2 separate regions of the Homo sapiens genome follow, and region 1 is linked to region 2. The links are chromatin contacts, found by Hi-C or POLR2A ChIA-PET in ENCODE. All regions are on one chromosome and are shown on one strand. The core of a region is the stretch at or near the end of the contact, and the rest is flanking DNA. Distances in the headings are between cores, read along the strand shown.

Evidence for each region. Hi-C counts contacts between places; a loop is a spot of excess contacts on that map. ChIA-PET counts read pairs that join two places held with the same protein, here RNA polymerase II (POLR2A).
Region 1: a loop to region 2 is called in a map with no recorded cell type, with 12 times the contacts of the local background. The contact joins the promoter of GOT2 here to the promoter of MMP2 in region 2. A Hi-C loop is called at or near these places in 1 of 37 single-sample maps with no recorded cell type. POLR2A ChIA-PET finds 5 or more read pairs at or near these places in 1 of 52 experiments (AG04450).

Annotation. Positions count from the first base shown.
Region 1 is chr16:58,730,838-58,738,032 of GRCh38, forward strand. GOT2 (glutamic-oxaloacetic transaminase 2) reads right to left here and starts at 3,479. Exons shown (of 10, transcript NM_002080.4): 1 at 3,303-3,479. The coding sequence starts at 3,391. RefSeq lists silencers at 2,804-2,893, 2,994-3,083 and enhancers at 3,206-3,824, 3,524-3,603.
Region 2 is chr16:55,474,242-55,480,704 of GRCh38, forward strand. MMP2 (matrix metallopeptidase 2) reads left to right here and starts at 4,957. Exons shown (of 13, transcript NM_004530.6): 1 at 4,957-5,391. The coding sequence starts at 5,239. RefSeq lists an enhancer at 187-706.

The sequences.
Region 1 (7,195 bases), core at 2,229-4,728, 3.3 Mb after region 2:
CATGCTGATAACCTGTGACCTAGAAAGTGATTTCTATCAGTACATTTTGGATACAGGCACAAAGCCTCAAACATTGAGCAATATTGACTGGTCATCCAAGAGAGGTTAGGTACCAAGTATTCAGGTAAGCCTTTCCAATCGAAACGCATTGTAATTTCCCTGGAGCTTAAGCCTACTTAAAGTTTTACAGTTTTTAAACTGCTTTTCCTCACATTCTTCTTACTTTAAAATCAGAAGGGAAGTTAATTAGCTTGCCCACAATCACAGAGCTAAAAATGGCAGAGACAATAGCACAGCTGTGATCTTTTTTTTTTGAGACACAGTCTTGCTTTGTTGCTCAGGCTGGAGTGCAGCGGCGTGATCAGCGGGCTCACTGCAACTCTTCACCTCTCAAGCGATCAGGCTCGAGCGACCCTCCCACCTCAGCCTCCCAAGTAGCTGGGACTCCAGGTGCACATCACCATGCCCGGCTAATTTTTGTATTTTATGTAGAGACGGGGTCTTGCCATGTTGCCCAGCTGGTCTAGAACTCCCGAGCTCAAGCAATCCACCTGCCTCAGCCTCCCAAAGTGCTAGAATTACAGGTGTGAGCTACTGTGCCTGGTCTGTGATCTTTTAACCAATGGTTATGGTACCACAGTTGCACACTGCATTTTTAAAGTCTCACGAGACCTGCTCAGTTATTTCACCAAAAAGTAAATAATCAGAATTAAATAATTAAAAGCAAATCATTATAAATCAAAATACATTAGCATCTTTTTTTTTCTTCATTGAACTGCAACTATGTCTGATCTCATGTCACTATACATTTACAGTACAAGTCAACAAGAGAAAGTTTTATTCGCAGTGTTTAGCTAAATGATACACTTGAACTTACAAAGAGTTCCACATATTTACAAAGAGTTCCAAGTATGCCATTGGATAAATCCTCAGTTCTTCAGAATAACAACAGACAAGGTTTTATTGTATTAGAATGAGCCATTTAAATAGAAATGTCGATGAATTCAGTTTAAGTATTTTCCACTTTTACCATTTGGAGCTAGGTAAAGATCACTTCCACAGTGTAAGGAGGGAAGTCTGATCTTGCCTGAAGAGTTAACCTTCATGCCAAATATGGCATCTGATTCTGTCACCTAATCAGGTATCATTATTTAAATCTGAAGAGTAATTCCTCAACATTAGGTGCTCAACTATTTCAAGAATTTATTTTCTGGTCAGGTGGGGTTGCTTAGCCTATAATCCCAGCGCTTTGCGGGGCTGATGTGGGAGGAGTCTGAGACCAACACAGGGAGACTCTGTCTCTACAAAAAATAAAAAATTAGCTGGGTGTGGTGGTGTATGCCTGCAGTCCCAGCTACTTGGGAGGCTGAAGCAGGAGGACCACTTGAGCCTGGAAGGTCAGGCTGCAGTGAGCCATGATTGTGCCACTGCACTCCAGCCTGGGCAACACAGTGAGACCCTGTATTTAAAGAAAAAAAAAAAGGGAATTTTTTTTGGTACATATTTTGCAGCACTGTGGTTCCCCTGTGTAAGATTAGTCGAGAGAAGGAACAATAAAATCTGTAACTGGTTATGATCAATTAGTTGTAAACACCATTACACTTGGACCAGCCTATGTTCAGATTTTGATCTAAGATACAACATTAAAATGTCATACTGTATTTGTTTCCGTTGCATTACGTGAAAAATCAGGGCTTAAAATAAAAATATCCAATATAAGAGACATGCCAGCAACTGTTAATAGTGCTGAGATGTAACAGTGAATATAAAGTAGGTAAAGTCTCCGCTCTCATGGAACTTACATTCTAGTAAGAAAAATACAGAAAAGAAAAATGAGTCAGACTCTCAAACTGAAAGAATGACTAACCCTGACCCCAAGGGATTTTCACCAAGCACTAGAGCTTCAGGTGATCTAGCCAAATCCATAAAACAAGGTATTATTTTAAGATTACTGCAATAGGGAAACATACTTTCTCTTGACGGAAATTTTAAGCACTCCTTTGGTTTTCCAAATTTGTTGCATAAATAACTCCTCCTGGCTCTGGCCCACTAGGTAGGCAGACTTAAAGAGCACACGTTGACAGTGGGCCAGGAAGGAGCCAAGTCAGGAAGAGAAAAAAGTGCGAAGCCTGGGCAAAACTGTACTGCCAAGGCTGTGGGGCCTTGGAAAGGACAGATAGTTCTGCTGGCTGAAAGACACAGAGCATACATTCAAACGAAAGGCCAAGCTACGCTTTGCTCCTTGCAGTTAATACCTGCTTGGGGGTGGTTTTAAAACTCAGTTCCTTATTAAGGTAGTGCTTAAGGAGAGTGCTCCAAATCGGCTTCTTGAGTTGAATTAATCTTCTGGCTCCGGTCTCCACTGGGAATGAATTACTAGAGCTCGTTTCAAGCTCTGAAATTTCCCTCCATACTATTATACACGCCACAGTACGAAATTACGTTTGTCATTTTTTGAGCAATGACCATTTGTCATTGTCCTTCCCTCGCCTTGTTCACAGTTGTATCGTTGGCATCTGGTCCAGAGCCTGGCTCTGAGAAACTGCAGTTACGAAATATTTACTGAATGAAAGAGCACAGGGAGATGGAGAGGAAGATTGATAGCCTCCCTGCAACCGGACCTCCTTAGGGGCAATAAGGAAAAAACAAAACAAAACAAAAAAAGAGACACACTACACCTCGACCCTTTCCCAAGCAAAGGCCAAACGGGCCCCGGGGTCACAGGGACCTCGGGGGGTCGCAAGGTCAGGAGAATGCCGCACGCCAAGGTCGCAGGTGCGGGAAGGAAAGCGAGGCCCGAATGCCGGCGCCCCGGAAACCTTCCTCTCGCGCTCTTCCCGCCCAGGGCACACACGCGGCAGCCAGCCGCCGCCGGCCCACCGACTCGGGCGGGCCGGGGGCCAGGACAGGTGCGCCCGCCGCCCCCAGGGCACCCTATCAAGGGCACGGTCGTTACCCGGCGCCGCTGCCCCAGTACTATCCGCACCCCTCCCACTGAATGGGAGTCCGGCAACCGCCGAGGGCCACACTTCCTTTCCCTAGGGATTGCGTTGCACGCCTTCCTGCAGGGCCCAGTGCGGGGACCAGAGGGATGTGGGATCCTGAGGATCACTGTGGGGCACGGACGCTCAATCCTCAGTCCCCAGTAAGGGAAAGCCGAGGGGGTGGCAGAAAAGTGTGTGTGTGTGCGTGTGAGTGACAGTGTGTATTTGGGGGCCGGGAGGGGTGAATGTCCTGGGGTGCTCGCAGCTCGGCGGGGCAGGGCCATCGCCCTGGCTCCATCTCCGTTTCCCTTGGCTTACCTGGCTCTGGCAGAGGCCGCGGCGGCGAGGCCCGGGTGGAAGGCGGCGGCGATCCCGGGGAGGACGCGGCCGGAGTGCAGCAGGGCCATGGTGGACCGTAGGAGGGCAGTGGGCAGCCGCAGGACGGAGCAGAGGGCGAGCGGACACACACACAGGGAACCGGCTCCTGCTGAAGGTAAGGACAGGGACTTCCCTGGGCCAGAGCGGCCGCGTGCTGGGCCCGAGCCACGTCACAGCGATCCCTGGCGGCCGGCGGGCGGAGCGGCGTGGGCTCAGCGGAGGTCGTGGAAGAGGATGACTGCACAGTTTACCTACGCCCAGCCCTTGCTGCGCTTCATTCATTTAATCCAGCTGGGCCAGGCCTGGCCGGCCGAAGAGGTGGCTGCTGTTATGGCAGTTTGAAAGATGAGAAAATGTAGGCTGACATAGTTGACGTATTTTGTCTGATGCCTTACAGCCATTAGGACCCAAGGTGGCCTTACTTTCAACCCTAATAGTTTCCCTAAGCACAAGTCATGTCACGTCGTTCCTGAATGTTTCCTTATCCCCCACCCTTTTTTTTTTTTTTTTTTTTTTGAGATGGAGTTTCACTCTGTCACCCAGGCTGGAGTGCAGTGGCGTGATTTCGGCTCACTACAACCTCTGCCTCCCAGGTTCAAGCGATTCTCCTGCCTCAGCTCCCCGAGTAGCTGGGTTACAGGTGCCACCACCACGCCCGGCTAATTTTTGTATTTTTAGTAGAGACGGGGGTTTCACCATGTTGACCAGTCTGGTCTCAAACTCCTGATCTCAAGTGATCTGCCCGTCTCAGTCTCCCAAGACTGCTAGGATTACAGGCATGAGCCACCGCACCTGGCTTCCTTATCCCTTTTATGGAGAGGGTCGCATGTGTATTTTGTGGGGCAGTTGTGAGGATTAATAAGATTAGCAGATTATGTCTAAAACAGGGCCTGATTTAGTAAGCACAAAATAACCCATGGTCATTAATGACAAACTCGTGTATGTCAAATCCTGATAACTGTTTGTGGAAGGAAATGAATCGGTTTTGAAGGAAATGAATCGGTTTTAAAGGAAAAAGCAAATGAATTTCAGACACATCCACAAGTCAAACGAGTCTTTCTCATGTGTAGTCTATTTCTCTGATACTCGTCTCTTAAACCAAGGTAGGGGCCCGGTGTGTTGGCTTATGCCTGTAAACCCAACACTTTGGTAGACTGAGGCAGGAGGATAGCATGAAAACAAGAGTCTGAGACCAGCCTGGGTAACAAGATGAAACCCCCATCTCTTAAAAAAATAAAAAAAAATTAGCAGGATGTGGTGTTGCGTGCCTGTTCCAGCTACTCAGAAGGCTGAGGAGGGAGGATTGCTTGAGCCCATTAATTCAAGAGTGCAGGCCGGGCGCGGTGGCTCACGCCTGTAATCCCAGCACTTTGGGAGGCCGAGGCAGGCGGATCACGAGGTCAGGAGATCGAGTCCATCCTGGCTAACCCTCTCTCTACTAAAAAAATACAAAAAAAAAGTAGCCGGGCATAGTGGCGGGCGCCTGTAGTCCCAGCTACTCGGGAGGCTGAGGCAGGAGAATGGCATGAACCCGGGAGGCGGAGCTTGCAGTGAGCCAAGATCGCGCCACTGCACTCCAGCCTGGGCAACAGAGCCAGACTCCGACTCAAAAAAAAAAAAAAAAAAAGAGTGCAGTGAGCCAGGATTGCGCTACTGCACTCCAGCCTGGGTAACAGAGTGAGACGCTGGCTCTAAATAAATAAATAAATACATACATAAATAAAATAAAACCGAGATAGAACTGTGTACCTTGGCAATTTAATATCTCCTCTGTGGCTCCACGTTGCCTGAATGGTAAAGTCTAAACCCCTACTTAGGGCCACATTCTAGGTCCTTCCGGCCCAGCTCCAATTTACTGTCTCAGACCCTTATGCTCTCATATGACCTTGACCTATGCGCCTATAGGCCATGACTTGGGATTCTACCTGTGAAAAGTAAAGTAGAGATTCTTCTTTAAAGACTTTCCTCCCTGTCTAATTAGAAATAAATAGTAACTTCTCTTAAAAACAAAATGTATTCAAAGACCTGTACTAACAGTCTTAAATATCTGCTAGCCATAATAAAGAAATCAATGTACTTTATGTTCCTAGCTGCCACCATTTAGCCTAAATATTTGCCCTGGCATGCTTATACTGGTCCAAGCAAGCATTAGGTCATAGCCTGTTCCTCTTCCTTATTTGAAGGTGTTTTTACCTTTCTCAGCATTCCACAAGTTACTTCCTCCTTCCTTTGCTCTCCTCTGCCTTTGCCTCTTTTAAAAAGTTCTAAGTTGCTAGCCAATCAGAACAAATACAAAATGTGAGGACCTGTTCCAGCCAATGAAAACCGGACACAGCAGCAAGGTGGATGTATCAGGTTATAAGTGACCTTGTCTCCTTTGTTTGGTGTACTCTCATGGCAAAACTGCTGTCGAGTGTACCCTTTCTGCCGAAAGTATAAAGATGGCCTTGCTGAGGAAATTAAATTTATGTTCAAGTGCTATTTCTTTACAGCACCAAGAAACAAGAATTTCAAACATACCAGTACATCAGTTTGCTCAGACTGCTGTAACAAATCCCCATGAATTGGGTGGTTTAAAACAACAGAAATTTATTCACTCACAATTCTGGAGGCCCAAAATCAAAAATCAAGGTATTGGCAGGGTTTGTGCCTTATGGGGTCTCAGAGACTCTGTTCCATGCTTCTCCTAGCTTCTGGCAATTGTCTGCACTCCTGGGCATTCGTATGCTGTTAGAGGCATCACTAATCTCTGCCTCTGGTGTCACACAGTGTTCTCTCCCTGTCTGTCTCTTCTCTTCTTTTAAGGACACCAATCATATTGGGGTAGGGTGCATCTTAATTGCCTCATCTTCGCCTGATTACATCTGTAAAGACCCTATTTTCAAATAGATCACATTAATGGGTTCCCCAGGTTAGAACTTAAACGTATCTTTTTTGGGGGCACATTTCAACACATAACAACTACTATTCCCAAAACAATTACATGTCCAGGTATAAACCCTAGAGATCTTCTCACACATTTTTAAGGCTGTCAGTAAAGCATTGTTTATAAAAGCAAAACAGGGAACAACCTAGTCGCCCATCGATGGAGGAAGAGATGGATGTTCTGCTACAGTCTCATGATGGAGCATTACAGAACTACTAACGTGAATGAACTCAATAGATGTCACCATGGATAGACCTCAAAAACATAAACATGCTATAGAATTATACATATAATATGGTGCCACTTAGACAATATTTTTAAAATACACAAAACCATAACATACATTTATTCATAAATGTATGTAAAAGTTTGAAAAAATATGCCAAGGATATGGTTCAATACAGGATTAGGAGGGCATGAGCGTATTTGCCCTTGTGGAGGGAAGGAGACAACTTTGTCATATTAGCTTCATAAAAATTATAGATAAGAGGCAGGCACGGTGGCTCGCGCCTGTAATCCCAGCACTTTGGAGGCCAAAGCGGGCGGATCACCTGAGGTCAAGAATTAGAGACCAGCCTGGCCAACATGGTGAAACCCCGTCTCTACTAAAAATACAAAAATTAGCCAGATGTGGTGGCGCGTGCCTATAGTCCCAGCTACCCAGGAGGCTGAGGTAGGAGAATCGCTTAAACCTGGGAGGCAGAGGTTGCAGTGAGCCTAGATTGTGCCACTGCACTCCAGCCTGGGCACAGAGCAAGACTCTGACTCCAAAAAAAAAAAAAAAAAAGAAAAAAAGAAAAAATACAGATCAGATTAACAATTGTCACCATTTTGGGGTTGAGTATTTGTCACATTGGATTCTGTACTTTTCTGTATGTGTGTATATGTGTGTGTGTGCATATAGTTT
Region 2 (6,463 bases), core at 3,707-6,206:
TATTAACTGGCCTCATTTTGATATTGTTGATTGTAGGGTCTAGGGAGGCCCACAGAAAGGGAGAGAAATGAGGAATGGCCAGTCAGTTGGTAAAGCAGTCAGAACACACACATTTACAAGGGTGATTTAGTTCACCCTTGTATATGGGCACAGTTTGTTTTCACTCACGTCCATCTGAAGAGACCACCAAACAGGCTTTCTGTGAGCAACAAGGCTGTTTATTTCACCTGGGTGCAGGCGGGTTGAGTCCAAAAGGAGAGTCAGCGAAGGGAGATAGGGGTGGGGCCGTTTTATAGGATTTGGGTAGGTAAAGGAAAATTACAGTCAAAGGGGAGTTGTTCTCTGGCGGGCAGGGGTGGGGGGTCACAAGGTGCTCAGCAGGGGAGCTTTTGAGCCAGGATGAGCCAGGAGAAGGAATTCCACAAGGTAATGTCATCAGTTAAGGCAGGGACTGGCCATTTTCACTTCTTTTGTGGTGGAATGTCATCAGTTAAGGCAGGAACAGGCCATCTGGATGTATACGTGCAGGTCACAGGGGATATGATGGCTTAGCTTGGGCTTGGAGGCCTGACATTTGTGGCACTTCAAAACAATTAACTAGTAAGATCAGAGATCACTGATCACAGATCACTATAACAGATATAATAACAATGAAAAATTTGGAAATATGGCAAGAATTACCAAAATGTGACACGGAGACAGGAAGTGAGCACATGCTAATGGAAAAATGACATCAGTAAGCTTGCTTGACGCAGGGTAGTCACAAACCTTCAATTTGCAAAATTGCTATCTCTGCACAGCACAGTAGGGCAAAGTGTGAATAAAATGAGGTAACCTGTACCTCCAGCTAAAGTCCCAGAATTAACTTTCCTTGGCTCCAGTGGATTCACAAGCCGGTATCTGAATCATCACCTCACCAAGATGCCTGGATCTGCCTTTTAGCCCAGCTTGGGTCACATTGCCACTGTGGAGCCAGGAGGTGGGTCACATCTGCTGAATTCAGACCTAGAGTTGGGGAGAAGTAGCTTCCCAATGGGAAACTAAGGGGCAGCTACTAAAAGTAGGAGGACAGGGTCTTGGGAAGGCTTACATGGCACACGGCCACTACCTCCCTCAATGCTCTGTCCCCTGCTTAGTGTCCCGCACTGTAATTTCTGCCTCTTCATCAATAAAACACCACCTTAATGCCACTGTACCCCAGCACCAAAAACAGTGTTCATCAAAAACTTCCCGAATAAATGACAGAATTCATGTCATATCGCGACGTCTTCTAATCACAGCCTGCGTAGTTTTCTGGGGCTGCTGTAAAAAAGCACTACAGACTGGGTGGCTTACAACAGAAATTTATTCTCTCAGAGCTCTGAGACTAGAAGTCCAAAACCAACATGTCAGCAGGGCCACGCTCCCTCTGAAGCCTCTGGGGGAAGAATTCCTTCTTGTCTCTTCTAGCTTCTGGGTTGCAGGCAACTCCTTGGGTTGCAGGCATTGCTCCAATTTCTGCCTCCATGGTCACATGGAGTTCTTCTTGCTGTGTGTCTCTGTGTCCAAAGTTTTGTCTTCTTATCATGACAACAGGCTTTGGATTAGAGCCCACTCATCTTAACTTGATTGTATCTGCAAAGACCCTATTTCCATGTGAGGGCACAGTCACAGGCATTGGGACTTGAACATATCTTTTTGGCAACACAATTATATCCACTAAACAGCATTTTTGCATCTATATTAAGAATGACTAAAAGATGCTGCAGTAACAAACATATCCCAAAAGCTCCATGGTTCGTTGCCTAAGAGTTTGTTTTTCACTTACGAAGTCTGTAGTGGGTCTGGTTGCTTTCATTTTACGACTTTGCTAGATCAACACAGGGCTCCCAGGGTTACCGTGGCAGGGGAAGAGAGATATACAGGAGTGCACAGGGGCCCTGGAGCATATTGCATGTGCTCACCAACAAGCCCATTATCATCAGATACTGCCTGTTCTCTCCTCGTCCCCTGGGCCATTCTAGGCCCCAAGTGAGGGTTCTTGGATCTCACACAAGAAGGAATTTGAGGCAAGTCCATAAAGTGAAAGCAAGTTTATTAAGAAAGTAAGGGAATAAAAGAATGGCTATTTCATCGGCAGATCAGCCCCAAAAGCTGCTGGTTGCCCATTTTTATGGTTATTTCTTGATTATATGCTAAACAAGGGGTAAATTATTCATGCTTCTGCCTTTTAGGCCGTATAGGATAACTTCCTGACGTTGCCATGGCATATGTAAACAGTCGTGGCGCTGGTGGGAGTGTGGCAGTAAGGCTGACCAGAGGTTTTTCTCATCATCATCTTGGTTTTGGTGGGTCTTGGCCAGCTTCTTTACTGCAACCTGTTTTATCAGCAAGGTCTTTATGACCTGTATCTTGTGCCAGCCTCCTATCTCATTTCGTGATTAGGATTGCCTTAATTTACTGGTAATGCAGGCCAGCAGGTCTTAGTCTAACCCCTATTCAAGATGGAGTTGCTCTGGTTCCAATGCCTCTGACATAGTCATTGCTGGGCACAGAAGCCTCTCTCTCACTGAGTGCTGCTTCTGCAGCCATTGCCATCTCTGAATGGGCACCAAGCCCCACACTGGAAACCGATACCCTTGGAATGCCAAAACCACAGAGGCTGTGAAGAGGTACAGTCAAAGCTGCCCTCTGCCAGAGGAGCTCCAAAGCATGTTATGCAGACTCCAGAGACTTTCTGAAAAGGTTAAAACTCAAATTGGGCAAGTGTAAATGAACAACACCTAGTGAAGGGAGTCACATACAAGGCAATACAATAGAGAGTGGTGAGGACTGTGGCAAACCAAAGTATGTGCCTCATCTAAAGGGAGCAGTCACTACTCAACTTCAGCAAATTATTGCCATATGGAAACTGGCATCCAGTATTGCCAGATTTTTGGGAAATTTTTTTAAAAAAAGAAAACCAGAAAGTCAGATTTTTACATGAAGTTTCCCAAATTTCAAAATGCTGTTCAGGCTGGATTTAGCCCACAGGCCACGAGTTTGCAGCCCCTGCTTTAGTGAGATAACTTTTTCCATTTTCACTCTCAGCTCTCAGCTCTCCAACTTGGCTCTCTGGCTATCCACAGGACGTGGACATGAGCCCAGTGGGGCTGGGCCAGGAGGCAATCCCCCTTCCCAACTGACCTCAGTCTCGCCCTCTCCAAAACAGCCAAGGTTTGTCACTGGGTCAGGCTGAAGGGCCTGGCTCCCTCCTGCGGGGCAAGGTCCCTCCCAAGAGGGTCCTTTAAAACTGACTCTGGAAAGTCAGAGCACACACCCACCAGACAAGCCTGAACTTGTCTGAAGCCCACTGAGACCCAAGCCGCAGAGACTTTTCTAGCTGTGATGATCAAGACATAATCGTGACCTCCAATGCCCCCCACAAGTATATTGCTCCTGATTCTTTCAGCCCCTGACCTTACTTCTCAAACTGTTCCCTGCTGACCCCCAGTCCTATCTGCCCCCTTCCTAGGCTGGTCCTTACTGACCCCTCCAGCTCCATCCCCTCACCCTGTGCCCCACCTTTTTCAGATAGAAAAAACTTTCTTCTCCAGTGCCTCTTGCTGTTTTTCATCTCTGGGCCATTGTCAATGTTCCCTAAAACATTCCCCATATTCCCCACCCAGCACTCCACCTCTTTAGCTCTTCAGGTCTCAGCTCAGAAGTCACTTCTTCCAGGAAGCCTTCCTTGATTGTCTTTACTAGTTTAGGGGCTGAAGTCAGGCGTTCCCAACAGCCTGCTGGAGTTCCCCATCACAGCTTATCTCTCAACTGTCTTTCCTGAGAGAGGGAGAAGACATTCCTCAGAGACGGTTGTCACAGGGAGAACTTCAAAATTGGGATTCGACCTGAGAGGCCACATGGATTCTTGGCTTGGCGCAGGAAAGGATTCAAGAGTGAGTGGGGAATTCGTGGAACTGAGGGCTCCTCCCCTTTTTAGACCATATAGGGTAAACCTCCCCACATTGCCATGGCATTTATAAACTGCCATGGCACTGGTGGGTGCTTCCTTTAACATGCTAATGCATTATAATTAGCGTAAAATGAGCAGTGAGGATGACCAGAGGTCGCTTTCTTTGCCATCTTGGTTTTGGCTGGCTTCTTCACTGCATACTGTTTTATCAGTGGGGTCTTTGTGACCTCTATCTTATTAAACCAGTCTTGCCCAATTTCTATCTCATCCTGTGACCGAGAATGCGGACCCTCCTGGGAGTGCAGCCCAGCAGGTCTCAGCCTCATTTTACCCAGCCCCCTGTTCAAGATGGAGTCGCTCTGGTTCCAACGTCTCTAACGCGGGGCCCCTGACTGCTCTATTTCCCAAGGTGTATCTAGCATCTCGCACTATACGAGGCCAAGTTAAGGCTTACACATTTGCAGAAGGAAAGAGGTAAGGAAGCAACCTGGGACCTTCCACTGTCTCTGTTTCCATCTCTCTCTTTCCATCTCTGTTCATCCCAGAATCTCTCTGTCCCTATCCCTAAATATCGAAAATTTCTGTCTCTGACCATCTATCATTGTGGCTGATCATCTGTTTCTGACCATTCCTTCCCGTTCCTGACCCCAGGGAGTGCAGGGTGTCCTAGCCAAGCCGGCGTCCCTCCTAGTAGTACCGCTGCTCTCTAACCTCAGGACGTCAAGGGCCTAGAGCGACAGATGTTTCCCAGCAGGGGGTTCTGAGGCTGTGCGCCCAGATCGCGAGAGAGGCAAGTGGGGTGACGAGGTCGTGCACTGAGGGTGGACGTAGAGGCCAGGAGTAGCAGGCGGCCGGGGAAAAGAGGTGGAGAAAGGAAAAAAGAGGAGAAAAGTGGAGGAGGGCGAGTAGGGGGGTGGGGCAGAGAGGGGCGGGCCCGAGTGCGCCCCCCGCCCCCAGCCCCGCTCTGCCAGCTCCCTCCCAGCCCAGCCGGCTACATCTGGCGGCTGCCCTCCCTTGTTTCCGCTGCATCCAGACTTCCTCAGGCGGTGGCTGGAGGCTGCGCATCTGGGGCTTTAAACATACAAAGGGATTGCCAGGACCTGCGGCGGCGGCGGCGGCGGCGGGGGCTGGGGCGCGGGGGCCGGACCATGAGCCGCTGAGCCGGGCAAACCCCAGGCCACCGAGCCAGCGGACCCTCGGAGCGCAGCCCTGCGCCGCGGAGCAGGCTCCAACCAGGCGGCGAGGCGGCCACACGCACCGAGCCAGCGACCCCCGGGCGACGCGCGGGGCCAGGGAGCGCTACGATGGAGGCGCTAATGGCCCGGGGCGCGCTCACGGGTCCCCTGAGGGCGCTCTGTCTCCTGGGCTGCCTGCTGAGCCACGCCGCCGCCGCGCCGTCGCCCATCATCAAGTTCCCCGGCGATGTCGCCCCCAAAACGGACAAAGAGTTGGCAGTGGTGAGTTGCTGCGCTGGCCTCAAGGAACCACGTTTAGACAAACTTCGGAGGCAAAGGATGGGGGTGTCTCTCCCCCTGCCCTCGGCGGTGGGCACACAGCGTGGGGGAGGGGCTTCGGTAAACAGCTTGGGGGGTCTTTGGCAAGCTATTGGAGTGATCTCTTGCAAACGGTGGGGGATCTTTTGTAAGCAAAGAAAACCTTTGATAAACAATTTGGCAACCTTCAGCATACAGCAGTGGGGCGAAAAACAAGCCAGAGAGTGGGAGAGGGGTGACCTGGCAAACTACTGGAAAGGGACTCTTATGTAAATAGCGGGGACATCCTCTAGTATCTGGGACATTTGGCGGGGGGGGGGGGCGGTCTTTGTAAACAACTTTTGGACACATCTGGGCAGTTGCTAAGGGCTCTTGCCAAGCGTCTAGGTAAGCCTTTGGCAAACAGCTACAGGGGTCGTTTTTGCTAATGTAGGACTTTGGGAACGGTGCTCTGGCACACAATTTGGGTAAACTTATGCGCGCATAAGGATGGGAGGGAGCTTGGTCAAAGCGGGGCTTGGCAAATTTCTAGGAACCTTCGGCACAGATCCGGAGAGGGACCTTTAAACAAACAGCTCGAGGGGGCCATTTGGGAAGTGATTGGGGCAGGAGGGAAGCAGAGAGCGCATCTTTTTTCTCCTGGCTTAATGGACAAATTGGTCAAGGGCTGGGCCTCGGAAAGTTTCCTCGAACTTCTCCAAAGGGTCGGAGAAAAGAAGGAGAGAGCTGGCCCGGCAGGAGGGAGGAGGAGTGGGGCAGGCGCTGGAGGGCCCGGCGCGTGGGGCGGGGGCGGACTGCGCTCCGCTCGGGTCGGAGAGCGGCCAGAGAGCCCTCCTTCCTGGCTGGGCTCCCAAACCGCGGTTCAGATGTTGTCTTGTGAGCGTGCGCGCGCCTGGCTGGAGGGGCACTGAGCCTGGCCGCAGTGTTGCGTAAGTAGGGCCTGAGGAGAGAGGCAGGCCAGGGACCCATCAAGATGTCCTTTCCAGTCCAGGGGATATCTGCTCCCTTGTTGCTTCAGCCACCCTGCCCTCCAGCC